Regions from separate parts of the Homo sapiens genome. Here regions 1 and 2 are each linked to region 3. A link is a loop called in an ENCODE intact Hi-C map of the cell type or tissue named here. Cell type or tissue: psoas muscle. All regions are shown on one strand. Links, peaks and the distances in the headings refer to the core of each region. The heading gives the core; the rest is flanking DNA. Region 1 has its middle 33 kb from the start of SKIL. Region 2 overlaps SLC7A14 (solute carrier family 7 member 14). Region 3 overlaps SLC7A14-AS1 (SLC7A14 antisense RNA 1).

Region 1 (11,018 bases), core at 1,359-9,358, 360 kb after region 3:
TTGTAAAGAGACCCAACCCTGTGGGATAACAGTTTGTGGGACAAGGAAGGCCAGCCACATAAGCCTCTCTTTACTTTGGTATGTATTGCCAAACAGCAAGAAGTCTTTAAAACACAATAAAAAATAAAACCCACAATCACAATACCAGTATCGTACCTTAAACAATTAACTATATATGTATATATTTGTTTGTTTGTTTGGTTTTGTTTGAGACAGTTTTGCTCTGTTGGCAGGCTAGAGTGCAGTGGCGCGATCTTGGCTCACTGCAACCTCTGTCTCCCAGGTTCAAGCGATCTCCTGCCTCAGCCTCCCAAGTAGCTGGGATTTTAGGCACGTGCCACCACACCCAGCTAATTTTTGTATTTTTAGTAGAGACAGAGTTTCACCATGTTGGCCAGGATGGTCTTGATCTCTTGACCTCATGATCCGCCCCCGCTTGGCCTCCTAAAGTGCTGGGATTATAGGCATGAGCCACTGCGCCTGGCCAACAATAACTTTTAATTGTTAAACAATTAACAATAATTCCTTAATATCATAATATCATCAAATATCTAGCCAGTGTTCACATTTCCTGGCTGTCTCATAAATATTTGCTTGTTTCTACAGTTTCTGTGCTTGAATCAAGGTTCACATACTGTGCTTGAGTATGTTTACGTCCCTTAATCTACAGGCACTCCTTTTTTCTTGCACTTTGTGGAAGAAACTATCATTTCGCAGGGTGCTGTGGCTCATGCCTGTAATCCCAGTACTTTGGGAGGCTGAGGTGGGCAGATCACTTAAGGCCAGGAATTCAAGACCAGCCTGGCTAACATTGTGAAACCCGCTCTCTACTAAAAATACAAAAATTGGCCGGTTGTGGTGGTGCACACCTGTAGCTCCAGCTACTCAGGAGGCTGAGGCAGGAGAATCGCTTGAACCTAGGATATGGAGGTTACAGTGAGCCGAAATAGTGCCACTGTGCTCCAGCCTGGGCAACAGACCAAAACTCCGTCTCAAACAAAAAAAAAACTGTATCATTTGTCTTATAGAATTTGTTGTATTCTGAACTTTGATTATCCTTTTGAGTCCCTATAATGTCAATTTATCACGTTTAGGCTCCCTCTCTTTTCCCTTTAGCTGCTAAGAAAAAATTTATGGAGAATGGTAGTAAAATCTAGGGACTTAATCAGATTACATGTGGTTTTTTTTCCAGCAAAAAGATTTTATTGTCAGTTTTGTATACTCTTACATGACATGATACACATAATAGCTACTTATCCCTCTTGTAATATTAAGATTGATCAGTGTGTTCAGATGTTGTCAGCCTGATCCATCTATTATAATGTTCCCCAATCAGTTTTCAGCAAGTGGTTTTAGCAGCCATTAATGATCATTGCTTGGATCCATTATTTCATTAGGGATTGCAGTATCATTTATTTCATCTTCATTTCCTAGCTAGAAATTTTTTAAAAGGAAGAACTTTTGCTTATCATCTATTGGTTACCTTGAAACACAGCTTTTTTCAGGAAAGGAAGGAGGTTTTATTTGTTTTTGCTTACCTGTTTTCAGGATAGTGAACATCCTCCAAACATTGTGTCCAGAATTGGTGGGTTCTTGGTCTCCCTGACTTCAAGAATGAAGCTGCAGACCCTTGCGGTGAGTGTTACAGCTCTTAAAGATGGTGTGTCCGGAGTTTGTTACTTCTGATGTTTGGACGTGTCCACAGTTTCTTCCTTCTGGTGGATTCGTGGTCTCGGTGGCTTCAGGAGTGAAGCTGCAGACCTTTATGGTGAGCATTGCAGCTCTCAAAGGCAGTGTGTCTGGAGTTGTTCTTTCCTTCCATCCGGAGTTGTTCCTCCCTCCCGGTGGGTTCATAGTCTCGTTGGCTTCAGGAGTGAACCTGCAGACCTTCAAGATGAGTGTTACAGCTCATAAAGGTAGCGCAGACCCAAACAGTGAGCAGCAGCAAGAGTTACTGCAAGGAGCAAAAGAACAAAGCTTCGACATTGCAGAAGGGGGACGCCAGCTGGTTGCTGCTGCTAGCTTGGGCAGCCTGCTTTTATTCCCTTATCTGACCCCACCCACATCCTGCTGATTGGTCCATTTTACAGAGAGATGATTGGTCCGTTTTACAGAGAGCTGTTTGGTCCATTTTGACAGGGTGCTGATTGGTGCATTTACAATCCCTGAGCTAGACACAGAGTGCTGATTGGTGCATTTACAATCCTCTAGCTAGACATAAAAGTTCTCCAAGTCCCCACTAGATTTAGACACAGAGCACTGATTGGTGCGTTTACAAACCTTGAGCTAGACACAGGGTGCTGATTTGTGCGTTTACAAACGTTGAGCTAGACACAGAGTGCTGATTGGTGTATTTACAAACCTTGAGCTAAACACAAAGTGCTGATTGGTGCATTTAAAATCCTCCAGCTAGACATAAAAGTTCTCCAAGTCCTCATCAGATTAGCTAGATACAGAGTGCTGATTGGTGCATCCATGAAACCCAAGCTAGACACAGAGTGCTGACTGGTGCATATGCAATCCTACAGCTAGACATAAAAGTTCTCCAAGTCCCCACTAGACTGAGGAGCCCAGCTGGCTTCACCTAGTGGATCCTACGGGCCAGGGCTGTTGGCGGAGCTGCTCACCAGTCCCACGCTGGGCGCCCGCACCCCTCAGCCCTTGGGCAGTTGATGGGATCTAGCGCCATGGAGCAGGGGGCAGTGCCCGCCATGGACACTCAGGCTGCACAGGAGCAGGAGCGGGAGGTGGGGGGGCTCGGGCATGGCAGGCTGTAGGTCCCGAGCCCTGTCCCACGGGGAGGCAGCTGAGACCCGGCAAGAACTCAAGTGTGGTGCCGGCGGGCCAGCAGTGCTGGAGGATCCAGCGCACCCTCCACAGCTGCTGGCCTGGGTTCTAAGCCACTCACTGCCCGGGACCGCTCTGAGTGCAGGGCCCACTGAGCCTGTGCCCAGCCAGAATTCACTGGCCCGCGAGCGCCACGTGCAGCCCCAGTTCCCGTGGGCGCCTCTCTCTCCACACCTCCCAGCAAGCAGAGGGAGCCAGCTCTGGCCTCGGCCAGCCCAGAGAGGGGCTCCCACAGTGCAGAGGCAGGCTGAAGGGCTCCTCAGGCGTGGCCAGAGCAGACACCAAGGCCGAGGAGACACCAAGAGCGAGCCAGGGCTGCTAGCACGTTGTCACCTCTCAATATGACAAGTGAGTTTTTGGGTTTTGGTTTTCTGTGTCCTTATGAGCATATTTTATGTGTCTTAATCCATTAAAGTTTGTTTTTGACTCAGATTTCTCACTTTTGCCACAGAGTCCTTTGGTTGTTAGAGATGAATGACCCACAACCACATAAGTGTTCACTTTCCCATATAGCTAAGAGCTACTTTCCAGAACTTAAAAAAGGAGTGGTCATGAGTTTCTTAAATCTGGTATCTGTAGACCAGAATTAGCATTACTAGAGTTTACAAGGACATTTCTTTCCACTGTGAAGTCTGACTGTATACAGATAGTTGGAATCATCTCAGGCTAGGGTATGTCATGTTTCCAGTACCTGATAAGCCCTCCCCAAAAAAATAATATCTGTACATTTCTGAACCCTCATAAAAAAGGAAGTAAATGTCTAAAATAAGCATAAACCCACAAGGATGAAAAATGCAAGCAAAGAGGACAAACAGAGACTGATGGTGAAGGGAAGCCGCAGAATCACAACCATGTACTGGTCCAGATTAACGCAGGAGGATGAGAAGTGACAGAAAATGACACATTTCCTAATGTTTGAACATGTTGAGAGAGATTTATCATTTAGTGAGACGTTTTGATGGTGAATTGGTAAATAGGTAAATAGAAAACCAAGCAAAATTTTTGTTTTAAGGTACTTATTAACTGTAGGAAAACCCAAAAAGTTGGCCAGGCATGGTGGCTCATGTCTGTAATTCTAGCACGTTAGGAAGTCGAGGTGGGCGAATTGCCTGAGGTCGGGAATTCAAGACCAGCCTGGCTAACATGGAGAAACCCCGTCTCTATTAAAAATATAAAAAATGTGCTGGGTGCGGTGGTGCACGCCTGTAATCCCAGCTACCCTGAAGGCTGAGGCAGGAGAATCACTTGAACCCGGGAGCCGGAGGTTGCGCTGAGCTGAGATCACGCCACTGCACTCCAGCCTGGGCTACAGAGCAAGACTTCATCCCAAAAAAAAAAAAAGAAAAGAAAAAAAAGAAAAACCGAAAAGTTACTCAAGAAGGAAAAAGGAAAAATCATAATACATTACCTGGTTCTGCTATGGAAAGCATTGACATAATCATAGCAATGTAAATACCTTATCATTAACCAAAAATGGTGTATAACTATGCTGAGGGCAGAGAGGAGAGGTAAAGTATATGTGTGTGTGTGTGTGTGTATACATGTAAAAAGTGTTGAATTTTTGTCTCCCATAAGTGTCCTTAAATTGTAAAACACAGAAACTTCAGAAATAGCAGGGCTGGGCACGGTGGCTCATGCCTGTAATCTCAGAACTTTGGGAGGCCCAGGTGGGTGGATCACCTGAGGTCAGGAGTTCAAGACCAGCCTGGCCAACATGCCGAAACCCCATCTCTACTAAAAATACTAAATACTAAAAAATAATAAAAATTAGCTGGGCGGGAATGGTGGTGGTCCCCTGTAATCCCAGCTGCTCAGCAGGATGAGGCAGGAGAATGGCTTGAACCAGGGAAGCGGAGGTTGCAGTGAGCTGAGACTACACCACTGCACTCCAGCCTGAGCAACAAGAGTGAGACTCTGTCTCAAAAAAGAAAAAGAAGATATTTTAAATTTTAAAAATCACACTTTTATGTGTCTCTAATTCAAATAATTCTGCTGCCAGGAAATTAATCGGTCATGATTTGGGGGTTCTCTCTCTCCCTAAGGCCATGCAAGAGTCCCAGATGTTCTCATGCATTCTTGAATATACAGGGCAGACCCTCTGGTCCCCAGTGCACATAGGTTCCCACACCTTGCCCAAGCCTGTAATCTCTTCAGTTCTTGGGCCAGACTTGCGGGGAGGAGTCTTTCACTGCTGCCCTCAAATCTTAGCATCCCCTAAAACCTCTCATCAGAAGGTTCTTGTTGCCTCTTGGGGCCCTACATGGAGTGGGACTTGCATTTCTCTGCTCATAGAACCTGAAAACATAGACACAGCTGCCTTTTCAGGTTGCAGTTACTGCTTTCCCAGCACTTTCTTCTCTCCACCCCCATACCTCTCCTCCACATCTGAGAAAATCAGGAAAATAGCTTCACTTAAAGAACCTTTGGAAACCCAGAGCTCGCCCCTCTTTACTGTAGGGGGCGTGGTGAGAGAAGGTGGCAAGGAGCAACTGGGGCCTGCCCTAGTCCTCTCCCACAATCTTTCATTCAAACAAGAGACGTCTAACCAATTTTATGTCATGTTCTACTTTAAAAAAGCTTCCCTGCTAGAAACCATTACTTCTTACTTGGCCCCTCATCCACTTGCCCATCCCCAAAACAAAATTCTGTAGCTGTAGCCAGATGGAGCCTACAGGCAGCCTTTTTTTTTTTTTTAAATTTGTACTATTTTACTTTGGTTGTACTTGTGTAATCTATGTATTGTTGCAATTTTTATTTTAATTTTGATTCTCTCCAATTACCCAGTTTCCCTCCTCGGCAAAGGAGTGTGACAGGTGGGTCTTTTGCCTCATCAAGAGCCAGTTCTAAAGTAGCAGCTCCAAAGAGGCATGTGCACATCTCAGGGGTACACAGGATGATCAACGGGGTGTGGGAAGAAGATATTAGGACTTCTATTCTCTTTTTTTTTTAGCTGGGTTCTCACTCTGTTGCCCAGTCTGGAGTGCAGTGGCCCATTCATTCCTCACTGCAGCCTCCAGCTCCTGGGCTCAAGCTATCCTCCCTCTTCACCCTCCTGAGTAGCTGGGATTACAGGTATGCGCCACCATCCCCAGCTTCATTCTTTTTGCTTTCTATTTTTGCATGCTTTCTCAAATGTATATATAGTATTTTTATAAACAAAAATTTGGCATATTTGGGAATGCATTCTAAAACTTTTTTTAAACTGATGAAGTATGTGATCCAATATATTTGAGACTTATGTTCTAGGGTAATGCTGTCCAATAGAAACATAATGTGAGCCACAAATGTGAGCTTCATGTGTAACTTTAAGTCTTCCATAGCCACAATTTTTTAAAAAAGTGAAATTAATTTTAATATTATATTTAATCCAGTATGTCCAAAATATTCTCATTTCAACAAGTAACCAACATCAAAATTATAAATGAAATATTTTTCATTTTTTCAACTAAGTCTTCAAAATATAGCATGTAGTTTACAGTGGCACCACATCTCAATTTGGACTGGCTACATTGCAAGTGCTCAATAGTAGTACATGTGGCTCATGGCCACCATGGTGGACAACACAGCTCCCAGGTATTAGGTCCTGGATATTAGCGGATATATGAGACAAGTGCTGCCTCTAGAACTGCTTCTGATGACAGACTTCTTGGGGTTGAGACATAACTGAACCTGCCTCATCTCCGCAGTACACCCAAGGCGGTAAGAAGTGAATTACAACTCATTAAACATCTACTTTTCAGTTAAGCACTTTTACGTCCATTTCATTTAATTTTCTAGCACCTACTTTGAGGTAGAGCTTATTAAACTATATCAAACATGAAGAAATGGAGTCATAGAACTAGTTAGAATCCCAGTCTTTTTTTTTTTTTTTCCTTTTTTTCAGTCATCTTTCCATCAGGCCAAAGAATCCTTCTCTTCCTCCAGAGCCCCGAACCACAAATTCTTCTGAACAACACTCATTGCCTCTTCTAAAAGCTACTGAGCTCATTTCACTTACTGTTTTGTAATGCTGTTACCTACTGAGGACGCTTTCATAGAGCAAGCGAGCAAAGTCTGTGCAGTCAGACCACAGGGCAGTCACGGTGCCCTCCTCCATCTCCCGAAAGGACAAAAAATGCATATTATACAGGCCACTCATACTCTCCAACCGTGATCTGTCTGATTTCCCAGCATGGAACTCTCCTGGTTGGGGCTGCTTTATGTGAAGTCAATCTGTAGTAGATTAATTAAACACTGTATTGATTTTGTATTCTCTGGGGCACTTCTAAAAGGGTTATATTCTTGAAGCCCCTTCTCTGAGTTAGTAGAACACTTCCCCTTTGCAAATGTGATACTTAGAATTTTATTACAGTCCTCCCACCCACCTCCACCCAGACATCACCCCCTCCCCGTCTTCGCGTGGCATAAAATCAAGTTCTGGCCCTTCCCAAAAGACAGTCATGGCAAGAAAAGAGGGAGGGAGTCCTGCTGGTTTTCAGGTCATGTTGATTTAACACTTCATGATTTATGCATTCTGGCTGTCTTGCTTGTAGATTTTCATTTTTACATCCTGCTAAATACCTTGCAGGGTGTTGTTTCTTTTAATTAGTTAATGTTTGTAAGGCACGTTACAGATGAAAGTGCTGTGTCAGTGCTAAATGTGAACATTGGGGTATCCTCAAGCTGTCCTTTGTCTGCCCAGGGGTTTTCTGTGTAACGCAAATTGTGAGAGAGATCTGCATTTGGAAAAAGGCTTGGCTGTTCTGTTTTAGACTGTAGGTCACTAAAATATACGTATTTGGGAATTAAAAATGGCAGTAAACACAGGACATTTTGCATTAGCACAGTTTTCTGACCCCGATGTAACAGTGCTTTCTCTACTTACTGGAAGTGTGATGATCTGATGCAGAGTGAGAAAAGAACATTCCCTACGAACTGGAATTGTGCGGTTTCTGTGGCAGAACCTTAACCTTCCTGATATGTAACAAATAATACATGGTTGGGTTTATGTTTTGTTTCGTCTGTTCAGTGAGTGGGTGACTGAAACAATTTAGCTGCTTTTCTACTGTGTCTGCGTAGGAAAATGGATTCATTTAAAATTACAGCACGTTAATTAAGTGTTCAGTAATATTTCACTAAGAAAAATGTTAAATACCAGTTTTATTTGTTTTTGCAACATATTCACTAAAACTGAGTTTGTCACATTTCTACGGGTGTAAAGATTCATGTTAGGCATGTTTATTAAGGTGTTTGATTTCATATGGACCATTTTTGGAAACACACAAAAAAATGTTTTCTTGTGGAAGGTTGGCTTTCCATTCTTTATTTTCTAATCATCAGCTTTTAATCTAGGTTGATATTTAAAAATAAGAAATCTGCATAAAGCCAAGCAGAGATAGTTGGAGACTTCTATTTTACATAACAGCAAGGGTTACAAAAAATGTGACTTTTTTGGTACCTTTCATTTCGTATATAAACAAAAAATAAGGTAAATTTGCAGCCTAAAACCCACTTGATAGTTTCTCTCAAATCCACAAAATGGCTGTCACCTGCAACAAATTTACAGTAACATTAATAAATGATATTTTGGCTGATCCAGAGTTTATTCTAAGACTGTAGCAAATTATCCCTTCCTCTTTTCATTGATTTTCAATGTAAGAAAATCCTCACTTTATTCTTAATAATCAACATTCCTAAATGCTCCAGCAGGATCCTCAGTCAATGTAAATTTACATAATTCATCTTCTTCCACTCAACTTGTTTTTCTATAATTAGTGCAGCTGTCACCAGGGAGCCACATTCTTGTGGGCAGGTAGCTATGGGTACAGAAAGCAGGCTTCAGTCAAACATTTCCTTTTAAACCATCCATTTGTTTTTTCTCCTCTTATTTCAAATAAGTCGAGTCCTGTAACGAAGAATTTGTTTCCTACCTAGCATATCCTTTTAAAATTCTATCATTCCATAACTTATAATTCCTTCTGCAGGTCCACTTAGCCAAAAGACATACGTCTTTTTTCTTTTTCTTTTTTTTTTTTTGAGACAGAGTCTTGCTCTGTCACCGAGGTTGGAGTGCGGTGGCACAATCTCGGCTCACTGCAACTTCCGCCTCCCGGGTTTGAGCAATTCTCATGCCTCAGCTTCCCAAATAGCTGGGACTACAGACACACACCACCACGCGTGGCTTTTTTTTTTTTTTTTAAGTACAGACGGGGTTTCTCCATGTTGCCCAGGCTGGTCTTGAACTCCTGAGCTCAGGCAATCCACCTGACTTGGCCTCCCAAAGTGCTAGGATTACAGGTGTGAGCCACCACACCCGGCAAGACATAAGTCTCTAAAGAATTTTTTGGTCAGTCCGACTTTTAGGCTGCATACATATTTCTCTTTATAGCTTTCATATTTTTATCAAAACAGATCTTCATTTCAAAATGTAGTTATAACACTTAAAAACATGGAAAGGCCGTATAAGCACAATGACAAAGCAAGCTTTGGAATGGTATAGGAAATATCTAGCTTTATCTTTTATTTGGAGTCTTTAAACTGCCTTTCTCATTGAACTACCTTTCTCCTTAGCGTTTAATGTAGTCTTTGAAAAGGATGGGGAAAACAAAACAAAACAAAACAAAAAAAACAGTGTTTTCCTGCTCTCACACAGTTAAAACACTCAACACAGAATACTTCCCCTCCGGTCACCAGAATGTGTGGGGATGTCCCCCTGTCGACAACCAAGCAATTCTCCAGTGGATAACAACTGAGTGTCCTACAATTTAACTCACTTCTAACAAACACTGTCTACCTGGTGATAGTGTCAGAGGCAGGTGAACCAGAACAACTCTATCTTAAATAGGAGCTGGGTAAAATAAGGCTGAAACCTACTGGGCTGCATTCCCAGACGGTTAAGGCATTCTAAGTCACAGGATGAGATAGGAGGTCAGCACACAATACAGGTCATAGAGACCTTGCTGATAAAAACAGGTTGCAGTAAAGGAGCCGGCCAAAACCCACCAAAACCAAAATGGTGATGACAGTGACCTCTGGTTGTCCTCATTGTTACACTCCCATCAGCGCCAGAACAGTTTACAAATGCCATGGCAACGTCAGGAAGTTACCCTATATGTTCTAAAAAGTGGAGACATGAATAATCCACCCCTTGTTTAACATATCATCAAAAAATAATTGTAAAAATAAACAAGCAGCAGCCCTCGGGGCTGTGGGGCTGCTCGGTCTATAGAGTAGCCTTTTTTGTTTTTTTGAGACAGAGTCTTGCTCTGTCGCCCAGGCTGGAGGGCAGTGGCGCAATCTCAGCTCACCGCAACCTCCGTCTACCGGGCTCAAGCAATTCTCCTGCCTCAGCTTCCCAAGTAGCTGGGATTACAGGTGTGTGCGACCGTGCCCAGCTAATTTTTGTATTTTTAGCAGAGCCAGGGTTTTATCATGTTGGCCAGGCTGGTCTCGAACTCCTGACCTCGGGTGATCCACCTGCCTCGGCCTCCCAAAGTGCTGGGATTACAGGCGTGAGCCACAGCGCCCAGCCTTAGAGTAGCCATTCTTTTATTCCTTTACTTTCTTAATAAACTTGCTTTCACTTCGCACTAGGGACTCACCCTGAATTCTTGTGCGAGATCCAAGAACTCTCTCGGGGTCTGGATTGGGACCCCATTCTTGTAACATATTTTTCTGTCCTGTAAGATATTTCTGGCGACTACAGAAGGGACTATAGTGCAGAAATCGCGACCCAACGGCTACCTTTGGGTAAGTGTTGGGGTCCTGTAACATCTTTCTCGCGAACCACAAAAGGGACCATACTGTAGAGACTCCCGACCCAAAGGAAAATCATCCGCGCTCACCAGTCGGCTGACTTTGGGTAAGTAGGGTGCATATACCCAGGTAAAGAATGGGATTGGGTGGAACGCGAGGTCAAGAGATTGAGACCATCCTGGCCAACGTGGTGAAACCCCGTCTCTACTAAAAATACAAAAAAGCCAGGTGTGGTGGCGGGCGCCTGTAGTCCCAGCTACTCGGGAGGCCGAGGCAGGAGAATCGCTTGAACCCGGGAGGTGGAGGTTGCAGTGAGCCAAGATCACACCACTGTACTCCAGCCTGGGCAACAGAGCAAGACTCCGTCTCAAAGAAAAAAAAAAAAAATGGGATTGGGTTAGAGGCCCAACTTAGGAGAGTTAGAGTCCCTTCTAAGA
Region 2 (11,018 bases), core at 1,265-9,264, 140 kb after region 3:
CTGTACTAAAAAAACACTGAAATATATACTTTAAAAGGATGAATTTTATAGTATGTGGATTACACTTCGCTTTTAAAAAATATATGTGCTGAATTTTTCAGAAAGGCAACCAATATACAAATCAAGGAAAGATGGTTGGGCGCGGTGTCTCATGCCTGTAATCCCAGCACTTTGGGAGGCCTAGGCAGGCAGATCACCTGAGGTCAGGAGTTCGAGACCAGCCTGGCCAACATGGTGAAACCCCGTCTCTACTAAAAATATAAAAATTATTCAGGCATGGTGGCAGGAACCTGTAATCCCAGCTACTCAGGAGGCTGAGGCAGGAGAATTGCTTGAACCTGGGAGGCGGAGGTTGCAGTGAGCCGAGATCACACCATTGCACTCCAGCCTGGGCGACAAAAGCGAAACTCTGTCACCAAAAAAAAAAAAAAAAAAAAAAAAATTCAAGGAAAGATGGCATTAGGTTTAGTTTGAAAGATTACAAGAGTCGTTTACCATTTCAAAAAACCACTTCACCACAAACCCTGTGCAGTAGTATTTGAATCACCAACACCCACACTTTACGGTTTATGGCTATTGAGATCTCAGTGACTCTATGCATAGATGCAAGTTTAAGTATTTCATTATATCATTCTTGTGCATTTACAGCTTAAAGAGTATTTTTTACTACAAATTAATTGCCTTCTAGTTCTTCTTCATATTATAGTAAGTGCACTATATTGATTTTTCTTGAATAATGTTTGTGGGTTGGTTATATTATCTATGAACTTCATTTCAGCTTAGAAATGGGCAGAATGCCCCATCACATTTATAATGCAACGTGTGCTGTTAAAAAGGTGGCATTAAGGCTAATAGAATTGAGGACCACTGACTTATTTTCAGGTCAACCCTTCATTACACACACATGTCCAATCACAACCATCATTTAATTATAGCTCAGGGTCTTCCTCTTTTCCCCTCTGCACATAAAATTACAAACAGATAAAACCACAGCAGCCACAGCTTTTGGCATTTCCCTAGACTAAAGCTTTCACCCATCAGACCTCTGCCCCTGGAATTATAAAGATTTACTTGTAAAGAGTTTAAATTGCTTTCCATCCTCACTGTCATTCAGTTTCCCCATGCCTCCATGGTTTGAGAGGTGATTTTTAGCTGATTGATCTAGATATGTTTTCTCCCCTGCTTATGTTAAAAAAGTAAAATGTGGAGGTGACCTGGGGAACCATTGTTTATTCTCAAAGGATGCAATCTTCGTGTCACTGTTCAAGCAAAGTGCCTCTCCCCAGGGCATCGGGTAGCTCTAACTGTTAGCATTTTTAATTTCTGCGGTCATAAGTGTCACACTGGCGATATTTAAACAAACTTCCTCAGCTTGGGCTTATATAAGAGCTATAGAGGAGCAGCCTGGATTGCAGAGAGGGGATTGGCCCACCATTCAAAAGGCTGGGCGTGGTGGCTCACGTCTGTAATCCCAGCACTTTGGGAGGCCGAGGCGGGTGCAATCACAAGGTCGGGAGATTGAGACCATCCTGGCCAACATGGTGAAACCCTGTCTCTACAAAAATACAAAATGTTAGCCAGGTGTGGTGGTGCGCGCCTGTAGTCCCAGCTACTCAGGAGGCTGAGGAAAGGGAATTGCTTGAACCCGGGAGGCAGCGGTTGCAGTGAGCCAAGATCGTGCCACTGCACTCTAGTCTGGCAACAGAGCAAGACTCCGTCTCAAAAAAAAAAAAAAAAAAAGAAGAAGGCCGGTGTCCCAGTCTGGATTCAGCCTGTATTATATTGAACTAGTCACTTTCTCTCTCTCCAAACCTCTCTTTTTGTGTCTGTAAGATGAGGATATTAATGCCTACATTTCCTGTCTTACAGACTCATGATAATCAAATGTGAAAATATTTATAGTGTTTTATGTCTATTCATTTATTTATTTCTATGTCCCAAGTGCCACCTACTTACCAGCAGATCCTGACTTGGTATCAGGGACACTACAGTGCCCACAACAGACACACTCTGCCTTCATGGAACTCAGAAACTAAAAGAGACACAGACTCTAATGAATAATGACACAATTAATTAATTTATTACATAACGTGCTCCAAAGGAAAAGTGCAGAGTGCTATAATAAAAGTTTATAGTGGTGACATAGGATCTAAACTCATTCACAGATGAGAAGTGATGCTCAGAGTGAGACCTGAAGGGTTAGTCAGAGCAGCCTAACCAGGAATTGCAAAAATATGGTCTAACGGTTTTCTTTAAAATACTGATTCTTGAATTCCACTCCCAGAGATGTGGACTCAGAAGCTCCATGAAAGAGCCTGAGGAGCTGCATCTGTGCTTTTATTTTGTTAAGTTTCCCAGTTGATTCTCAAGTGCAGCCAGGCATGGGAACAACTAAGCTAGGCAAAGAGTGGGGAAGAATAAAACAGAAGCAGCAGCTACTGTGAAGACCCAGAGGTGGGGCAGAGCCTCACTGCTAGATGCAAACCAACTGCAGCACAGGTAGAGGCATCTTCTGGAAGCTTCTTAGTAGAATCTCAGGCCCCATTCTAGACCTAAGGAGGCAGAAACTGCATTTTCACAAGATTCCCAGGTGGGTTTGTGTTTATTTATTTAAGCCACAGGCTCCACTTCCAGTGATTTTTTTTTTAATGTCTGTTAAAATACCTAGAAGCACTGGGTAGGAGAATTGAAAGAACCTTGAAGGAAGAGTCCTGGCTTATCTGTTCTGGTATCCTTAGCTCCCAGCACATATAAGGCACTTGGTAAATGTAGCTTAAATCATATTGCACAAATGTATTTTTATTTTGTGGGAGCTGCCAAATTCAAAGATTACCAAGATTGATGAAAAATTAATACTTCTTCATATGGAAATGGGCAAAGACATATTCTACTGAAGAGTGGTGAAACTGGCACAATCTTTTGAGAGGGCAGTCTGGCAAAGGGCACTAGAACATAAAACATGCATGCCCATTAACTTGGTAACTCCCCTCCAAGGAGCTTAGCCTAAGGAATTACATAGGCAGGTCTGCAAAATATATGTCCACCGTAGCATTGCTTATGAGAAAAAAATAATGAGAATAGCTTCAATTTCCATTAAAAGGCAATTAAACCATCGTTGTACATAAAATGAACAATCCTGCAGCTCTTTAAGATGACACAGATGACATATACTCTCTTGGATATGTGATATCGCTGATACATTAGGTTTTAAAAAGGTCATAAAATAATATCTCAGTTTTGTGATATGTATTTCTTCCACCTCCTTCACCTCTTCCACCTTTGCTACCCCTGAGAGAGTAAGACCAACCCCTCCTCTTCCTCCTCCTCCTCAGACTACTCAACACAAAGACTATGAAGATGAAAATATTTATGATGATCCACTTTCACTGAATAGAAAATATATTTTCTATTTCTTATTATTTTCTTAATAATTACATTTTCTTCTCTAGCTTATTTTATTGTAAGAATACAGTATATAATATATATGACATACAAAATATGTGTTGACCATTTATGGTGTTGGTAAGGCTTCTGGTCAACAGTAGGCTATTAGTAGTTAAGTTTTTGGAGAGTCAAAAGTTATATGCAGATTTTAGGCTGCACAGGGGTTGGCACCCCTAGCCCCAGTGTTGTTCAAGGGTCGACTTTATTTACAATTGGTATATATTTTTTGTTTATAGGAGATAAAAAATATTTTCTTTTCATAAAAGAAAACAAAACCCTCCACTTCAGAAGGTGGAAACTACTCTATTTGGCTCATAGAATCTGCAGGACACAGTGAAGAGAATGAAAAGGAAGAGAGAGGAAAAGGAGAAGAAGGAAGGGAAAGAGGGGAAGGGGTATGGTGTCTTGACAATCTTACATCTCCATCCAGGTAGACCCAGCCATGGCTGCACATTAGAATCACCTGGGAAGGCTTCTGATGTCTCTGATGCCAGGTTCCCACTCAGACCAATTCAATATAAATCTCTTGGAAATATGGCTGGACATTATTATTTTTAAAAGCTCCCCAGGTGATTCTAATGTGTATAAGGGCTGTGAGCCCTTGGAGACTGGCCTGACAGACCAAGAAGACCTGTCCATCATCTACCTGCATGTGATGTTGTTCACGGTGCCACAGCTCTCACCAACAATACCAATTCAAGTGCACCCTGTAGGGAGAAAAAAAATAACTGGAGACGTGAAAGACTGATCAAATCACCCTCTAAGGCAAGCTGTCCATCAGTATGAAGGGCCTCCCCTCAGTTGCTCTGAAAGTCGGAGCACAGGGGACCAGCATGGGTTGACAGTGGGATTACTCCAGGAGGCAGCTTGGAGATCTGATTGTTTGGGAGCAGGAAGAACTTCTGTTTAAAAGTACAATGCTAGGTTTCATATCTTGAGAAATTATAAAATTCCTTCTTATCTCTTTCTCCTTCTCTGTTCATACCACCATATAAACTTTTTCCCGTTAAACAAGTCAGTGGAAATGGAAACACTATATCAAGGTTCTGGATAGTTTAAGTACCAGCAGGTTGGCTTTACTGGCATGGGTCAATCACCATTGAGACCTACCAAGTCCAGGGTGTGTCACAGGGAAATTGGAAGCATCAAGGAGACCCCAACACAAATGCCCTTTCTCTGCATAGTTTTCACTGTCCTAAAAAAAGTTCCCCTCAGTCATTTATCAACCTGCTTTCCAACAGACTCCTACTTTCCAGGTCACTGGAAATCCTGGTGTGCTCCTCTCCACCAGGTAACATTAGATTCTGTCTGCTTCTGTCTGAGAGCTGGGTGAGTCTTCATCTCCAGCTGAGATAAGATCACCATTTGTGATTAGATGGGCAGCCTGCTAGCTGACAAAGTAACAGAATTTCTTCTCTTCTAATGCCAAAAAGGATTGCCTGGTAGACCAGTATTTCAATTTGGTTTTTCTTGGTTAGATACACTTCTGTTTTCTTTGTTCATGTCCAGTGGTTAAAGCAGGGTTTCCTGCTCAGATAAGTCCTAAGTCATTAAAGGGCAGCAGAGGAAGGCAACTCCATAAAATGTTAACAGTTTTTGGGAGGCTGCTGGCCACAAGGCACTGTGCTCAGCTTACTATGAGTTAACATAAAGTTGGTTTATTCAAAACTGTGCTTAGGAAAAAGTGACAGTCTCCCAAGCCATAAATAATTAAATATCTTTTCTTTAATAATAATATCAGCTAATGTGAACCTAATTGAAAAGTTTTCTTGGCAGGAGAAGAAGACTTAAAATTAAATAGCAAAGATTGAGGTGGCTATAACTTTAGGACCTTTAGCCAAAGGCACTTTTGTTTATATGGCATATGTTTTGTTACCAGTGATGGGAGAACCAGGGTAGGGTGGAGGGAAAAATAATAGGAAGAAAGAGACAGCAAAGAGTAGTTTGGGATAAGGTCTTAAGGATGTTAAGAATGAGTATATGCTTGATACCAAGTTAAGCTCTTCCAATTTGGCCAATTAAACTCTACAGGGACAGCCCACATCATCCACACATGTAGCATGATGTTCATCACCAACCACTGTTCTCCTGTTACTACATTAATAATAGAGGAAGGGAAAAAGACTCTGGATAAGGGTGAAGGAGAAAAGATAGGCTTTCAGATCCAATTTGGAAAGAGATGAAGAGCCAAGAGTAGATGGCAGAGGGGTTGGGGGAGGCGTTCACTGCTGGTGACCAGAGCACATGGCCACGGAAGCTGGCATCCTGGCTCTTCCAATGCTAGCTTCAGAGACTTGGATAAATTCTCCAGCTAGCCTGACACCCAATGTCCTCTTCTGTAAAGGATACCACACCTTTCTGGTGTTGTTTCTAAAATTTATGAAGCGCAGACTCTGCAGCTATGCTGTACAGTATAATAGCCACTGGCCACATGTGACTATTTAAATTCAAATTAATTAAAATTAAATTTAAATGTAAAATTCAGTTCTTCAGTTGCACTAGACACATTTCAAGTGTTCAATAGCCACATGTAGCTAGTGGCCACTGTATTAGACCGCACAGAAAATATTTTCATCATCACAGAATGTCTACTAGACAGTGCTGCCCTACAGTCCAGTCCCTAATCTGCTCTGAATGGAGTCATGTGCCAGCTCTGACAGCAGCTGTGTCACTTTTAACAAATGTTAACTGCTCTGTGCCTCAGTTTCCTCATCTTTACCTTGGGAGTGGTTAAAAATAGTATCTCTCTCACAGGGTTGTTGTTAGAATATACAGACAGCCCTAACTTAAGATGGTTCTACTTAATGACATTTCCACTTTTATGGTGCAGACATGATACACATTCAGTAGAAACCATACTTCTCCTACAATGCTGGGAAGTGGCTGTGAGCCACAGGTCCCAGTCAGTCATGTACTTTCAACTTGGGACATTTTAAACTTATGATGGGTTTATCAGGTACCTTATCATAAATCAAGAACTGCATATAAATCAGTTAAAATCATGGCAGGTACATAGTAAGCATCATATAAGTGACACTGTTATTTAGGCGAGGATTATCTAGGCTTGTTTAAGCACTATAATTTGGATCTCAGATATATAGCCTTTTAATCTCTCAGTTTTTAGCCTCCCAAAAAGAGGCTCTTCTCTTTTGTGTGTGTGTCTGTGTGTGTGTGTCTATTTTACCTTTTTTCTGCTTGCAACAGAGTGACACCCAGAGTTCAGAAAAATGAGGCTCTTTCAGTCCTGTAATGTGTCCCGAGAGGAGTTCACCCCTTTTTATTTGGAGATTTCTCACTAAGTGAATAGAATGGGGACCCTGGCCAGACCCAAATCACAGGCAGGGAGGATCTACCAACTCTCACCTATGACAGGCAATACAAATTAAGCACGCTCAATACTAGGCTCCGAATGTGGAGGCTTATTTATTAAAATACTCTTCAGATGTCTAAATAGAAAATGCAGGCCCGGGTGTGGTGGCTCATGCCTGTAATCCCAGCACTTTGCAGGACTGAGGCGGGTGGATCACAAGGTCAGGAGTTCGAGACCAGCCAGGCCAACATAGTGAAACCCTGTCTCTACTAAAAATACAAAAATTAGCCAGGCATGGTGGCACATGCCTGTAGTCCCAGCTACTTGGGAGGCTGAGGCAAGAGAATCACTTGAACCCAGGAGGTGGAGATTGTGGTGAGCAGAGATCACACCACTGCACTCCAGCCTGGGCAACAGAGCAAGACTCCATCTCAAAAAAAAAAAAAAAAGAAAGAAAGAAAGAAAGAAAATGCAGTTTAGCCCATCCCCTTTCCCAACCCTCTTGGTCCTGGAGAGACTGTGGTTCTTTTTGTTTTTGTTTTTGTTTTTTTTCTTTTGAGATGGAGTTTCACTCTTGTTGCCCAGGCTGGAGTGCAATGGGGCGATCTCGGCTCACTACAACCTCTGGGGTTCAAGCGATTCTCCTGCCTCAGCCTCCCGAGTAGCTGGGATTACAAGCATGCGCCACCACTCCCAGCTAATTTTGTATTTTTAGTAGAGACTGGGTTTCTCCATGTTGGTCAGGCTGGTCTCAAACTCCCAACCTCAGGTGACCTGCCCACCTCAGCCTCCCAAAGTGCTGGGATTACAGGAGTAAGCCACTGCACCCGGTGGAGACTGTGCTTCTTAAAGACAGAGGGACCGTGACCTCATGGATCTCTTTAACGCAGAGCATAGTAAAATGGCCTCTCCTTGGGCTGGTTCGAGACACTAGGCATCTTGGCCCTCTCTTCCGGAGGAGGCATAAAACAATAGTAGCAGGTCCAGCAGCCTGGCTTGGCACAGGGATTTTATGTCATCAACCTGAGCTTCAGATCTGAGAGAGTGACTGTCTCAGACAGGTCAACCCCACACGTGACTCAAAGAGCAAAGATGACCCAACAGTCCAGATAGACCTGAAAGTTTATAAACCATCTAGCCCTCTGCTTTAAGGAATATTTTTATTCTTGTTCAGGTTTGTCAAGCAGAGTTTCCCATTTCTTTTTCAGGTTAAACCTCTTTCCCCTTCTAGATCACTCTTTCAGCAAAGAGATTCTAGGCATCATGGCAAACTGGATTCTTGATGATGACTCACACTGTCCTCTGCATACTCACATCTAAATATCACTCTGTGATTTCATCTAGTAGTAGAAACCACGTTAAGGACTGAAAATGTAGCAGCATTAAAAATCTTCTAAAGGACATGTCCTTCCGAAGATCTTTTGAAATCTTCTTATACTAAAGAAGAAAAAATCAGAATAGCTTATTCCTAAAAGAATGATATGAGGTCACCGTCAACCTTGCATGTGGACATGCACACACAACCCACGGCTTTCACTGTTGTGAGACGAAATCCAAATCTTTTTAAGAAGGAGGACTTGAACAACACTGAGTGCTTGAGATGGGCCAAGTGAGAGAGATGAAGGCTTGAAATATGTTCATTGGATTTAGCAAAATGGTAGCTGTTGATGACCTCAGCAAAAGGAGCTGTAGTGGCAAGGGACATGCAAGAGGCAGAATGGGGAAGGCCAATGGTTGACAAGCTGTGAGAGAGCAGACACAGTCCAGGAGAGAGTAGCTATAGAGTGGCCTGGTGCCGGTGGGTGCTTTTACTTGCTAGTTTTGTGAGATGGACCTGTTGAGGATACTTAGAATTCTTAGGACAGTCCATGAAATTAACACAATTAGTTGCCTCTGGGAGAGTCAATGAGAGGAGAAAGAAAACCAAGCTATTAGAAACCAATGTCACGAAACTGAGGTCTTTGCTTCAGGGGCAGATTCCATCTTTCCAGTAAAGATGTTGGCTCGAGCTTTGTGTAGCAACTGGGAGAATCCTGCCTCTTGGCTCCTGGTGATTCGATTCTGCTGTTTTAAAGCTGATTCTGTAACCAAGTAAGAGCTTTCCCTAGGCCTAAAAAATTGTATCTCCAAAGTGGAAAGAAAGCTAATGATAATTTAGGCAAATCTAATTCAGTGGAGGCTACAGACCCTAAAACAGTTCACCGTAACGGAGATGCGTAGAAGCATAACTACAAAAACCGAGGATATTTCTGCATGATCAGGAACAGGAGCATGCACGTTATTCTGGGAGCTTCTGTGTTTTGTTTGGGGTTTTAGTTACATAATTCTTTTCTGATTTTAAAGGAATAGATCCTGACCACAGAAAAGATAAAAATATTAGGTTGGTGCAAGAGTAACTGTGGTTTTTTGCAATTTTAATTGCAATTACTCTTGCACCAATCTAATAGATATCATTCCTAATCCCACCACTCATAGATTCCCCATTTTTAACATTTTACCATACTGCCTTTAGAAGAGAATAAAATTAAATCATATTTTTTATTGCTGTAGTTGTTTTAATTTATCCTGAGTAATTTCTCATGTAATTACACATTACCTTTTTGGAGACAAGGTCTTGCTCTATGACCCAAACTGGAGTAAGTGGTGTGTAAATCACAGCTCACTGCAGCCTCAAACTCCTGGGCTCAAGCAATCCTCCTGTGTCAGCCTTCTAAGTAGCTAGGACTACAGGTGTGCCACCATGCCACCTTATTTTTTTTTCTTTTGATAGAGATGGGATCTTGCTATGCTGCCCAGGCTGGTCTTGAACTCCTGGCCTCAAGTGATCCTCCCACCTTGGCTTCCCAAAGTGCTGGGATTACAGGTGTGAACCATAACACCTGGCCAATAAGTATTATTTTTAAACAATATTTTAACAGTTGCTTAATATTTTATTCTTTGAGTGCCTGATAATCCATTTAACTGTGTCACCATATTGAGAAATGTAGGTTGTCTCCAACTTTTACCACTGTGAGTAATATTACAATTAATGCCCTTGAAATAAATCTTTTTCTGCACCTGATAATTTCCACATGATGTAGTTACTTTCCAAAAACATTTATATCAGTTTATATTCCCACTATCACTGTGTGGATGTATCCTTTCTTTGACATCCCACTAGCAAAGAGTACTTTTATTTTTTTAACCTTTGCCATGTCAATAAGTGAAAACATCTCCTTTTCTTGGCATTTCCTTGAATATTAGTGATAACTGATATATTTTTACATATTATTGAATATTTATATTCACATAAACAATTGTTCCTTACCTGGCTCTATGAGGAATACATTCAAACTTAAGAGCTTGCAGTCTGGAAAAATTTTAACTCAACAGTTTAGAAGCAAGCACTAATCAGTTGAATAGCTTGAAGGCTGGATATTCATTTAAAAAGTCACCAGACAACATCTGGCATTCCTTTGTGAGCAAGGGCTGTTAGCATTGAAAGATGTTCTCCTAGCTTTCAGATTTCCTAACGGAAAGACATGATGATAGGAAAGGAACCTGCCTCAGAGAAGAATTCTCTGGACCATGGATCCAAAATGTACCCTGAGGGCCTGTGCAGCACCATCCTCAAAGGAGACACCAGAAGCTAGAAATGAACAGTGCACTCCTGGGCGATGCAAATCTCTATTTTTCCAAAAACGTTTTAAATTCCCAGACTGTCAAAAGTCTCAACTATTTTCCTGCCAGATGAAAAAAAAAAAAGAAGCAAACTAAAAATCAAAAATATACCTTTTATGTTGCATCCTCTATGATTTATGAGATTTTCACTGCTCTGATTGGGTAAAAGACTGAGGCTCCAAGGAGCTACATGGAACTTCTACATTGATAAGTATAGCTCTAAACCTAACTAAATTTTAATATTTTAATATTATGGTAGTCCTCCCTTATTCACAATGTTGCTTTCCATGGTTTCAGTTACGCATGGTCATCTGAGGTCCAAAAATATGAAATGGAAAATTCCAGAAACAAACAACTCATAAGTTTTAAATTGCATGCTGTTCTGAGTAGCATAATGAAATCTCACACCATCCCACTCTGTCCCACCCAGGACATGAATCATTCCTTTGTCCAAGGTATCCACACTCTGTACTACCCCCCACCCCGCCACTTAGTCACTTGGTGGCCATCTCAGTTATCAGATCGACTGTACATTGTATTACAGGGCTTGTATTCAAGTCATCCTTATTTTACTTAATACTGGCCCCAAAGTACAATAGTAGTG
Region 3 (11,018 bases), core at 1,018-9,017:
CACCCAGGCTGGAGTGCAGTGGCACAATCTCAGCTCACTGCAACCTCCGCCTCCTGGTTTCAAGCAATTTTCCTGCCTCAGCCTCCTGAGTAGCTGGGATTACAGGTGTGCACTACCACACCTGGCTAATTTTTGTAATTTTAGTAGAGACAGGGTTTCACCATGTTGTTCAGACTGGTCTTGATCTCCTGACCTTGTGATCCACCCACCTCGGCCTCCCACAGTGCTGGGATTACAGGTGTGAGCCATCACACCCGGCCTATTAAAACATATTTTGTAAAATGCTTGGTGTAAACTGTCTATACTGCATTGAGAAAAATCTTAAAGAACAGGAGTTTCCATGGCTGGGATAAATTTGAAAAAGATATTTTTCTATCTGACAAGTTATGGCCAGAGAGAAAGGGTATAAGTGAAATGCCTTACCACTCTTAAAAATCAAGAATAACCAAAAATGGATGAAGAAATAGAAAGAACTATGGTGAAGGAATTTGAATGCAGCGTGGTATCATGAGTGAGATATGGGCAGAGATGAGCAGAAGCCAACTCAAGGCCACAAAGAGATGGAGTCCCAGAGCACCTCCTTTTCATAATATCCAGTGCGTGTGTTGGGAGTAGGAAACATGGCCTATAAGGGTAACACGATAAATATTCCCAAGTGTATTAGTCAGGGTACTCCAGACAAACAGAACCACTAAGAGACAGATAATTAGATGACAGAGACAGAGAGAGATGAGAGGGACTCATTATGCAAATTGGCTCGCACGGTTATGGAGGCCAAGAGGTCCCATGATCTGCCATCTGCAAGCTGGAGAACCAGAAAAGCTGGTGATATGATTTAGCCCAAGTCTGAAGGCCTGAGAACCAAGAGCGCTGATGCCTGAGGACAGGAGAAAACGAAGGTCCCACCTCAAACAGAGGAAATGAATTCACTCTTCCTCTGCCTTTTTATTCTGTTCAGGCCTTCAAACTATTGAATGGCACCCACTCACATTGGTGAGGGCAGAGCTTCTTTACTTAGTCCACTGATTCGAATGCTAATCTTTTCTGGAAACATCCTCAGAGATACACCCAGAAATATTGTTTTACCTGCCACCTGGACATCCCTTAAGCCAGTCAAGTAGACATATAAAATTAATCTCCACATTGACAAAATCAGCTGAAGCATTTATAAACATCATCTTCATTGACAGTTGCCAAATACCATTATGGTTTTGATGATTTTCACATGAAACATTTGATCCTAACCGATCCAGTTGTTAGTATTATTCACAAATTATTTCTGGCTTTCATTTTCTAGACATTGAACTTCACTTCCTCCTTGGAAGCTAGATTTGGCCATGTGATTAGCTACAGTTAATGTTTGTAAGTGGAAGCCTTAAAAGTTGATGTGCAATTTGCTACACTCCCTTCCCACTGCCAAATGTTGGTGAAAACGTGTCAAGATGATGCCTCTGCCAGCTTGAGTCTTCATACCCTTCTTCTGACTTGCTTTGGACATGTAGTATCATGGAGAACTAGGATTTCAAACTGGATCATTTTGAGGGTAAAAGGGACAACAGGCACAATTTGACAATGTATGTTCATCCTAGTGAAACTTGTAATGTTAAGCCACTGAGACCTGGGGGTTGTTTTTTTACCGCAGCGTAACCTAGCCTATCTTGATTGATATATAAATGCATGTATAGAAATGCTCAATAACTCATTCATAGAAGTGCAACAAATGACTCATGTTGCACTATAACTGTGTGAGGTTGGTAAGAAAATGGATTCTAACATCTAGGCCTAAGGTGAGTCAGCTACATGGACACTGACAAGTGAGTAACCTGCTGGGATCAAGAGCTCTTGGCTTCCAAGTGAAGGCTCTTTTTCAGATCTTTCCAAGGAAATGTTACCAAGGAGCTACATTCAGGACAAAAGCTGCTGACATGAGAAAAGGGTTAGTATAGCCCAGAAAGACTAGCCTCGGTCTTGTCTGTATGACCGTATATGCTTAAGAGTATGGCACCAAGTTTTTACCGTGGAGGAGCCTGAGCCAACCTACAGAATGTTTGATTTGACCAGCAGAGTATTGTAGACAAAACATGAATTTGCAGCCCTTTCAGTTGAGGAAGCACTCTCAGCTTTGCCACTGCCCTTTGTTTCTTTCTGTCATTTGATCCTGCTCTTTTCCACTTCTTCACCTCAGTTGTATTACCTGCCTGGCTTTTGAAGACATTTGAGTTTGGACCTCTGCAGGGAACCATTGTACCTGAGATGGAAAGCACAGCAGCCCGCATGGACAGAAACAGGGCACTTCACCTCTGCAGTGTTCCTTCCATAACCCCAGTCTAATCATAAGCAAAATAATCAGACAAACCCAGATTAGGAGACATCCTACAGGATACCTGGACAGCATTCCTAAAGCCTGTCAGGGTCACAAAAAACAAGGAAAGACTGAAGACTGTCATAGGCCAGAAGCAAATGGAGAGACATGGCAACTAAATGCAATGTAGTGTCCTGGATCAGATACTAGAATAGTAAGTAACAGGTCATCAATAGGAACACTGGTGAAGTCTGAAGAATGTCTGGAATTTAGATAACAGTTACGTACCAATAATGGGCTCTTAGTTTTGACAAATGTACCATGGTAATGTAAGACATTAACAATGGGAGAAACTGGGTGAGGGGTATACAGGAATTCTCTTTGCTTATATGTGTGACTTTTCTGTAAATCTAAAATTATTCCAACATAAAAAATTTAAAAATCCTTCTTTGTATAGCGATGAAAATGGAATGAGCCCATCCAGAACCCATTTCTTCCCTTCTCTCCACATTCCAGATACTTGAGATGCAGTAATTCTTTGCTCACATGTCTCCAGACCTACACAGGACTCTTCTACATCTCCATCTTCCACATGGAGACTATGCTACCATTATAAATCTGTCTAGGCCCCTGTGGTCCCCAAAAGGAGGCTGTTTACAAGCTCGTGTGGACAGGGCTTGGATAGGGAAGCCAGTGTGCCTATGTGCAGGAGGCTCCTTGTGGGGTCGGATGAAGCCAGGGGATGGGAAAAGAGGGTGAGTGGGCTGCCAGTGGGGATCCCTAGCTGTCCCAGGTCATCACATTCTGGGGAGAACTCTGAGAAGTCCAAGAAGGCTGCAGCTGAGCTTGGCCTCTCAGATCTTTACACATATTTATGAAAAGTAGGAGGACGGAACATATTAATTCATCAGTCTCTTAGCTTGATGTAAAACTTTTAGGTATCCAGACATATGGTGCGTGGGCCTCCACTGGTATCTGAGTGGGAAGACACATGGGCCAGGTGCTGTGAATCTCTCTCCGCACCTGCTAGAAGTGGTGCTCAGGGCTGTTGCCCTTCACCTTGCTTTGCAGTGTATATTTCTTAGTAGAGGTTGCAGAAGCCCAATCAAACAAGCAGAATATGGCACAGCAGCCTCAGGACAGAATTCACCCTCCCTCTACCCCACGTCGCATCCCAGGGCAGGAAATATTACCCAAGTGGGGATAAAGGATATCACGGCTTTTTGTACAAAAGGTCCACATGTCAAAATACATGTGGTTGGCTTTAAACACAAGGAGAAAGACACAAAAGGATCCTGGTTGAAGTCTTATGGGAAAAATGACCAGGACCAATGCTGAAGTTTTATCAAGGAGCAGGCATATCTTTGCTCTGCAGGAACTGGGGAAATGTGTATATGTGTGTGTTGAAGGGATGGGGACCAATCCACTCCAAGGTCAGATCTGCTCTGAAAGCCAGGCCACTGTGCCCCACGTTTTCAGAATAAGGCATCAGATCCCACCCAGGGAACAGCATCTGGGGTCACCGTGTGGCCTTCACCTTCACCTGCCTCCTCTAGACTCAGAACATGTTAGAGAGCTCCACAGTGGACACCTTTATATAAACATAAAATACAAAAATACAGAAAGCATATATTTATAAACAATAAATAAATAGGTAAACATAATAAAATTTAAATAAATACGCATAAATAGAATACACATTTTATAAAAAGGAAGCCTGCAGAAGACACACGGCTTTCCTAACACACATAACGCCCAGGCCGGCCAGGCCGGCCAGGCACTTCCAGCTGCCTCCGGCACACCGCCACTAGGGGGAGCGGGGTCCCTGCACTTCCTGTGGTGGTGGTGGTTATTCTCCAAGACATTTTAAAGGCCCCACTTCATCCTCTTTTTTATTTTTCCCACTCTCCTGCCCACAGAGCCCAGAACAAGGGGGAAATGGAAACAATGAGAGAAGACATATTTTCTCCTAACAGTAGGTTCTCACTCAAGTCTCGCCCACCCCGGGGAATTCTGACTCAGTTGGTCTAACTAGGGTATAGTCTGGGCATCAGGAGTTTTGAAGTTCCTTGCATTGTTCTGCTGCTCTAACACCCCCACACCTGGGAAGACGTTTTCTGTTTTAGGCCAACGTTTCCCAAACTGCCATGCCACTGAGACTTCATTCAGGAGAAAGACATCCTTGGGCATCCTTTCAGCAGCACTGGGCAAATCCATGCTATAAGTGTAGACACAATAATGGTGAACTTATACTTCATGCAGTGTCAATAGACACATAATACTCTCCCCCATTGCTTGCTATTAGCACCATATTTGGCACAGATAAAAATCAATATAAAAATAGCTTACTGCGAGGGCTAGAACTTAAATACCTAAACTATTTCACTATTTTAAAAAACACAACCTAAGGCAATAATTTGTTTCAAGACTTTAAAGTGCTAAGTAAATATTTTAAATTGTAAAATTATGATACGTATTCTTGATAATTACTAGGCTTTTCATTTGCACAGAGGTCCTTTGCATATGAATCTGAAGGCACCAAGTGTTTTTTTTTTTTTTTTCCAGAAAATATGTAAGGAATCTTGAAGGGTAGACTCAACTCCTTGGAATGCTCTTCACTGATCACTTGTCCTGAGGCCAAAGCAGGCAAAGCCCCAGGGGCAGCTCTAGAATGTCTGTGAGAGACTTAGTCCTAATGCTGACAGCCTGGTGGCACAGACTGCCTGCTAGGCCCATGTCTCCTGCCCCCACTGAACTGTACTTTCCCTCTTTGTTAAAAGGAAGAGAAGCAATCCAGAAAAGAATTTGAAAAAGGAAATGAACTGGAATGTCACTGGTAATAGTCTCTGCCTCTACATGGGGAACAAAGAGAGTTCATCTGATAGGTAAAAAAACAAGGGATGGGTCTGGGCAAGATGGTTCATGCCTGTAATCCGAGCACGTTGGGAGACCAAGGTGGGAAGATCACTTGAGCTCAGGAGTTGGAAACAAGCCTGGGCAACATAGCAAACCTCGTCTCTAAAAATAAAAAACTTAGCTGGGCATAGTGGTGCACTGCACACGTGTGGTCCCTGTCAGGCCTCTGAGTCCAAGCCAAGCCATCACATCCCCTGTGACTTACATGTATATGCCCAGATGGCCTGAAGTAACTGAAGAATCACAAAAGAAGTGAATATGCCCTGCCCCACCTTAACTGATGACATTCCACCACAAAAGAAGTGTAAATGGCTGGTCCTTGCCTTAACTGATGATATTCCACCACAAAAGAAGTGAAAATGGCGGGTCCTTGCCTTATGTGATGACATTACCTTGTGAAAGTCCTTTTCCTGGCTCATCCTGGCTCAAAAATCACCCCCACTGAGCACCTTGCGACCCCCACTCCTGCCCGCCAAAGAACAAATCCCCTTTGACTGTAATTTTCCTTTACCTGCCCAAATCTTATAAAACGGCCCCACCCCTATCTCCCTTCGCTGACTCTCTTTTCGGACTCAGCCTGCCTGCACCCAGATGATTGAAAGCTTTATTGCTCACACAAAGCCTGTTTCGTGGTCTCTTCACACGGACACGCATGAAATTTGGTGCCGTGACTCAGATCGGGGGGCCTCCCTTGAGAGATCAATCCCCTGTCCTCCTGCTCTTTGCTCCATGAGAAAGATTCACCTATGACCTCAGGTCCGCAGACCGACCAGCCCAAGAAACATCTCACCAATTTCAAATCTGGTAAGCAGCCTCTTTTTACTCTCTTCTCCAACCTCCCTCACTATCCCTCAACCTCTTTCTCCTTTCAATCTTGGTGCCACACTTCAATCTCTCCCTTCTCTTAATTTCAATTCCTTTCATTTTCTGGTAGAGACAAAGGAGACACATTTTATCCTTGGACCCAAAACTCCGGCGCCGGTCATGGACTAGGGAAGGCAGCCTTCTCTTGGTGTTTAATCATTGCAGGGATGCCTCTCTAGTTATTCACTCAGGTTTCAGAGGTGTCAGACCACACAGGGATGCCTGCCTTGGTCTTTCACTCTTAGCGGCAAGTCCTGCTTTTCTGGGGGAGGGGCAAGTACCCCAACCCCTTCTCTCCATGTCTCTACCCCTTCTCTGCCTTTCTGGGGGGCAAGAAACCCCTGACCCCTTCTCCTTCACTCTTAGTGGCAAGTCCTGCTTTTCTAGGGGAGGGGGAAGTACCCCAACCCCTTCTCTGTGTCTCTACCCCTTCTCCTCCTTTCTGGGGGGCAAGAAACCCCCAACCCCTTCTCCTTCACCCTTAGTGGCAAGTTCTGCTTTTCTGGGAGAGTGGCAAGTACCCCAACCTCATATCTCTGCACCCCAATCCCTTATTTCCATGCCCCGACTACTTATATCTCTGCACCCTGATCCCTTATTTCCATGCCCCAACCTCTTATATCTCTGCACCCCTATCCTTTATTTCCATGCCCTGACCTCGTATCTCTGTGCCCTGACCCCTTTCCTGCTTTTCTGGAGGGTAAGAACCCCCGAATCCCTTCCCTCCATGTCTCTACTCTCCCTTCTCTCTGGACTTGCTTCCTTCACTATGGGCAACCTTCCACCTTCCATTCCTCCTTCTTCTCCCTTAGCCTGTGTTCTCAAAAACTTAAAAGCTCTTCAACTCACACCTGACCTAAAACCTAAATGCCTTATTTTCTTCTGCAATGCCACTTGACCCCAATACAAACTCGACAGTAGTTCCAAATAGCCAGAAAACGGCACTTTCAATTTTTCCATCCTGCAAGATCTAAATAATTCTTGTCATAAAATAGGCAAACGGTCTGAGGTGCCTGACGACCAGACATTCTTTTACACATTGGTCCCTTCCTAGTCTCTGTGCCCGTGCAACTCGTCCCAAATCTTCCTTTTTTCCCTCCCGCCTGTCCCCTCAATCCCAACCCCAAGCTTCACTGAGTCTTTCTAATCTTCCTTTTCTACAGACCCATCTGACCTTTCCCCTCCTCCCCAGGCTGCTCCTCGCCAGGCCGAGCTAGGTCCCAATTCTTCCTCAACCTCCGCTCCTCCACCCTATAATCTTTTTATCACCTCCCCTCCTCACACCTGGTCCGGTTTACAGTTTCATTCCGTGAGTAGCCCTCCCCCACCTGCCCAGCAATTTCCTCTTAAAAAGGTGGCTGAAGCTAAAGGCATAGTCAAGGTTAATGCTCCTTTTTCCTTATCAGACCTCTCCCAAATCGTGAGCATTTAGGCTCTTTCATCAAATATGAAAAACCCAGCCCAGTTCATGGCTCATTCGGCAGCATCCCTGAGACGCTTTACAGCCCTAAACCCTAAAATGTCAAAAGGCCGTCTTATTCTCAATATACATTTTATTACCCAATCTGCTCCTAACATTAAATAAAACTCGAAAAATTAAATTCCAGCCCTGAAACCCCACAACACGACTTAATTAACCTCACCTTCAAGGTGTACAATAATAGAGGCATCCAAGTAGCAACATATTTCTGAGTTGCAATTCCTTGCCTCCACTGTGAGACAAACCCCAGCCACATCTCCAGCACACAAGAACTCCAAACGCCTGAACCGCAGTGGCCAGGGGTTCCTCCAGAACCTCCTCCCCCAGGAGCTTGCTACAAGTGCTGGAAATCTGGCCACTGGGCTAAGGAATGCCCAGAGCCCAGGATTCCTCCTAAGCCATGTCCCATCTGTGCAGGACCCCACTGAAAATCAGACTGTTCAGCTCACCTGGCAGCCACTCCCAGAGCCTCTGGAACTCTGGCCCAAGGCTCTTTGACTAACTGCTTCCCAGATCTCAGCTTAGCAGCTGAAGACTGACACTGCCAGATCGCCTGAAGCCTACAAGACCATTACAGACACTCTGGGTAACTCTCACAGTGGAAAGTAAGTCCGTCCCCTTCTTAATCAATACGGAGGCTACCCACCCCACATTACCTTATTTTCAAAGGCCTGTTTCCCTTGCTTCCATAACTGCTGTAGGTATTGACGGCCAGGCTTTTAAACCTGTTAAAACTCCCCAACTCTGGTGCCAACTTAGACAATATTCTTTTAAGCACTCCTTTTTAGTTATCCCCACCTGCCCAGTTCCCTTATTAGGCTAAGACATTTTAACTAAATTATCTGCTTCCCTGACTGTTCCCAGACTACAGCCACACGTCATTGCTGCCCTTTTCCCCAGTTCAAGGCCTCCTTTGCATCCTCCTCTCATATCACCCCATCTTAACCCACAAGTATAAGATACCTCTACTCCCTCCTTGGCGACCGATCATGCACCCCTTACCATCTCATTAAAACCTAATCACCCTTACCCCCCTCAATGCCAATATCCCATCCCACAGCACGCTTTAAAAAGATTAAAGCCTGTTATCACTTGCCTGATACAGCATGGCCTTTTAAAGCCTATAAACTCCCCTTACAATTCCCCCATTTCACCTGTCCTAAAACCAGCCAAGGCTTACAGGTTAGTTCAGAATCTGTGCCTTATCAATCAAATTGTTTTGCCTATCCACCCCGTGGTGCCAAACCCATATACTCTCCTATCCTCAGTACCTCCCTCTGCAACCCATTATTCTGTTCTGGATCTCAAACATGCTTTCTTTACTATTCCTTTGCACCCTTCATCCCAGCCTCTCTTCGCTTTCACTTAGACTGACCCTGACACCCATTAGGCTCAGCAAATTACCTGGGCTGTACTGCCGCAAGGCTTCACAGATAGCCCCCATTACTTCAGCCAAGCCCAAATTTCATCCTCATCTGTTACCTATCTCGGCATAATTCTCATAAAAACACATGCTCTCCCTGCTGATTGTGTCCGATTAATCTCCCAAACCTCAATCCCTTACAAAACAACAACTCCTTTCCTTCCTAGGCATGGTTAGTGTGGTCAGAATTCTTACACAAGAGCCAGGTACGCACCCTGTAGCCTTTCTGTCCAAACAACTTGACCTTACTGTTTTAGCCTAGCCCTCACGTATGTGTGCAGCAGCTGCCGCTGCTTTAATACTTTTAGAGGCCCTAAAAATCACAAACTATGCTCAACTCACTCTCTACATTTCTCAAAACTTCCAAAATCTATTTTCTTCCTCATAGCTGATGCATATACTTTCTGCTCCCCGGCTCCTTCAGCTGTACTCACTCTTTGTTAAGTCCCACAGTTATCATTGTTCCTGGCCTGGACTTCAATCTGGCCTCCCACATTATTCCTGATACCACACCTGACCCCCATGATTGTATCTCTCTGATCCACCTGACATTCACCCCATTTCCCCATATTTCCTTCTTTCCTGTTCCTCACCCTGATCACGCTTGATTTATTGATGGCAGTTCCACCAGACCCAATCGCCACACTCCAGCAAAGGCAGGCTATGCTATAGTACAAGCCACTAGCCTGCCTCTCAGAACCTCTCATTTCCTTTCCATCATGGAAATCTATCCTCAAGGAAACAACTTCTCAGTGTTCCATCTGCTATTCTACTACTCCTCAGGGATTATTCAGGCCCCCTGCCTTCCCTACACATCAAGCTTGAGAATTTGCCCCCACCCAGGACTGGCAAATTAGCTTTACTCAACATGCCCTGAGTCAGATAACTAAAATACCTCTTAGTCTAGGTAGACACTTTCACTGGATAGGTACAGGCCTTTCCTACAGGGTCTGAGAAGGCCACCGCAGTCATTTCTTCCCTTCTGTCAGACATAATTCCTCAGTTTAGCCTTCCCACCTCTATACAGTCTGATAACGGACCAGCCTTTATTAGTCAAATCAGCCAAGCATTTTTTCAGGCTCTCAGTATTCAGTGAAACCTTTATATCCCTTATGGTCCTCCGTCTTCAAGAAAAGTAGAATGGACTAAAGGTCTTTTAAAAACACACCTCACCAAGCTCAGCCGCCAACTTAAAAAGGACTGGACAATACTTTTACCACTTTCCCTTCTCAGAATTCAGGCCTGTCCTCAGAATGCTACAAGGTACAGCCCATTTAAGCTCCCGTATAGACGCTCCTTTTTATTAGGCCCCAGTCTCATTCCAGACACCAGACCAACTTAGACTGCGCCCCAAAAAAACTTGTCATCCCTACTTTCTTCTATCTAGTCACACTCCTATTCACCATTCTCAACTACTCATACATGCCCTGCTCTTGTTTACACTGCCAGTTTACACTGTTTCTCCAAGCCATCACAGCTGATATCTCTTGGTGTTATCCCCAAACCACCACTCTTAATTCCCTCTTAGAGTGGATAGATGATCTTTGCCGGCAGGGCACCCTCCAATATTTCCACCCTGATGAATTTCTATTCTTTACTTTTATACTCACTCTTATTCTCATTCCCATTCTTATGCCACCCTCTACCTCTCCCCAGCTATCTCCACCACACTATCAACCTTACCCATTCTCTCCTAGCCACAACTGCTGGCGAACAGCAGTTGGCTTTGCATTTCCCTTTCTTCCAGTGCCTACATAGCTGTCCCCGCCTTACAGACAGACTGGGCAACATCTCCTGTCTCCTTACACCTCTGAACTTCCTTTAACAGCCCTCACCTTTACCCTCCTGAAGAACTCATTTACTTTCTAGACAGGTCCAGCAAGACCTCCCCAGACATTTCACATCAGCAAGCTGCCGCCCTCCTCCGCACTTATTTAAAAAACCTTTCTCCTTATATTACTCTACTCTCCCCATATTTGGACCTTTCACAACACAAACTAGTATTCCTGTGGCCGCTCCTTTATGTATCTCTC

Evidence for each region. Peaks named below come from ENCODE experiments on the same cell type or tissue, not always from the same donor. Only the 100,000 strongest peaks of a DNase experiment are listed, where the experiment ranks them.
Region 1: a loop joins it to region 3, with 2.7 times the contacts of the local background. A loop is called at or near these places in 12 of 110 quality-filtered maps.
Region 2: a loop joins it to region 3, with 2.0 times the contacts of the local background. A loop is called at or near these places in 28 of 110 quality-filtered maps.

Annotation. Positions count from the first base shown.
Region 1 is chr3:170,319,437-170,330,454 of GRCh38, reverse strand. No RefSeq gene overlaps it. Among named protein-coding and RNA genes, the nearest start is that of SKIL, 33 kb to the left of the region's middle. RefSeq lists an enhancer at 1-94. In psoas muscle, for the core only: no CTCF peak of the experiment used is centred there; no DNase peak of the experiment used is centred there.
Region 2 is chr3:170,539,937-170,550,954 of GRCh38, reverse strand. The region is part of intron 1 of SLC7A14 (solute carrier family 7 member 14); the gene reads left to right. All of the region lies in intron 2 of SLC7A14-AS1 (SLC7A14 antisense RNA 1), which reads right to left. Among named protein-coding and RNA genes, the nearest start is that of SLC7A14, 41 kb to the left of the region's middle. In psoas muscle, for the core only: no CTCF peak of the experiment used is centred there; no DNase peak of the experiment used is centred there; H3K27me3 peaks cover 443 bases.
Region 3 is chr3:170,683,663-170,694,680 of GRCh38, reverse strand. The region is part of intron 2 of SLC7A14-AS1 (SLC7A14 antisense RNA 1); the gene reads right to left. Among named protein-coding and RNA genes, the nearest start is that of SLC7A14, 100 kb to the right of the region's middle. RefSeq lists enhancers at 5,045-5,617, 5,618-6,190. In psoas muscle, for the core only: a CTCF peak has its summit at 4,112 (motif pointing right); DNase peaks (open chromatin) are centred at 4,100 and 4,960; H3K27ac peaks cover 387 bases.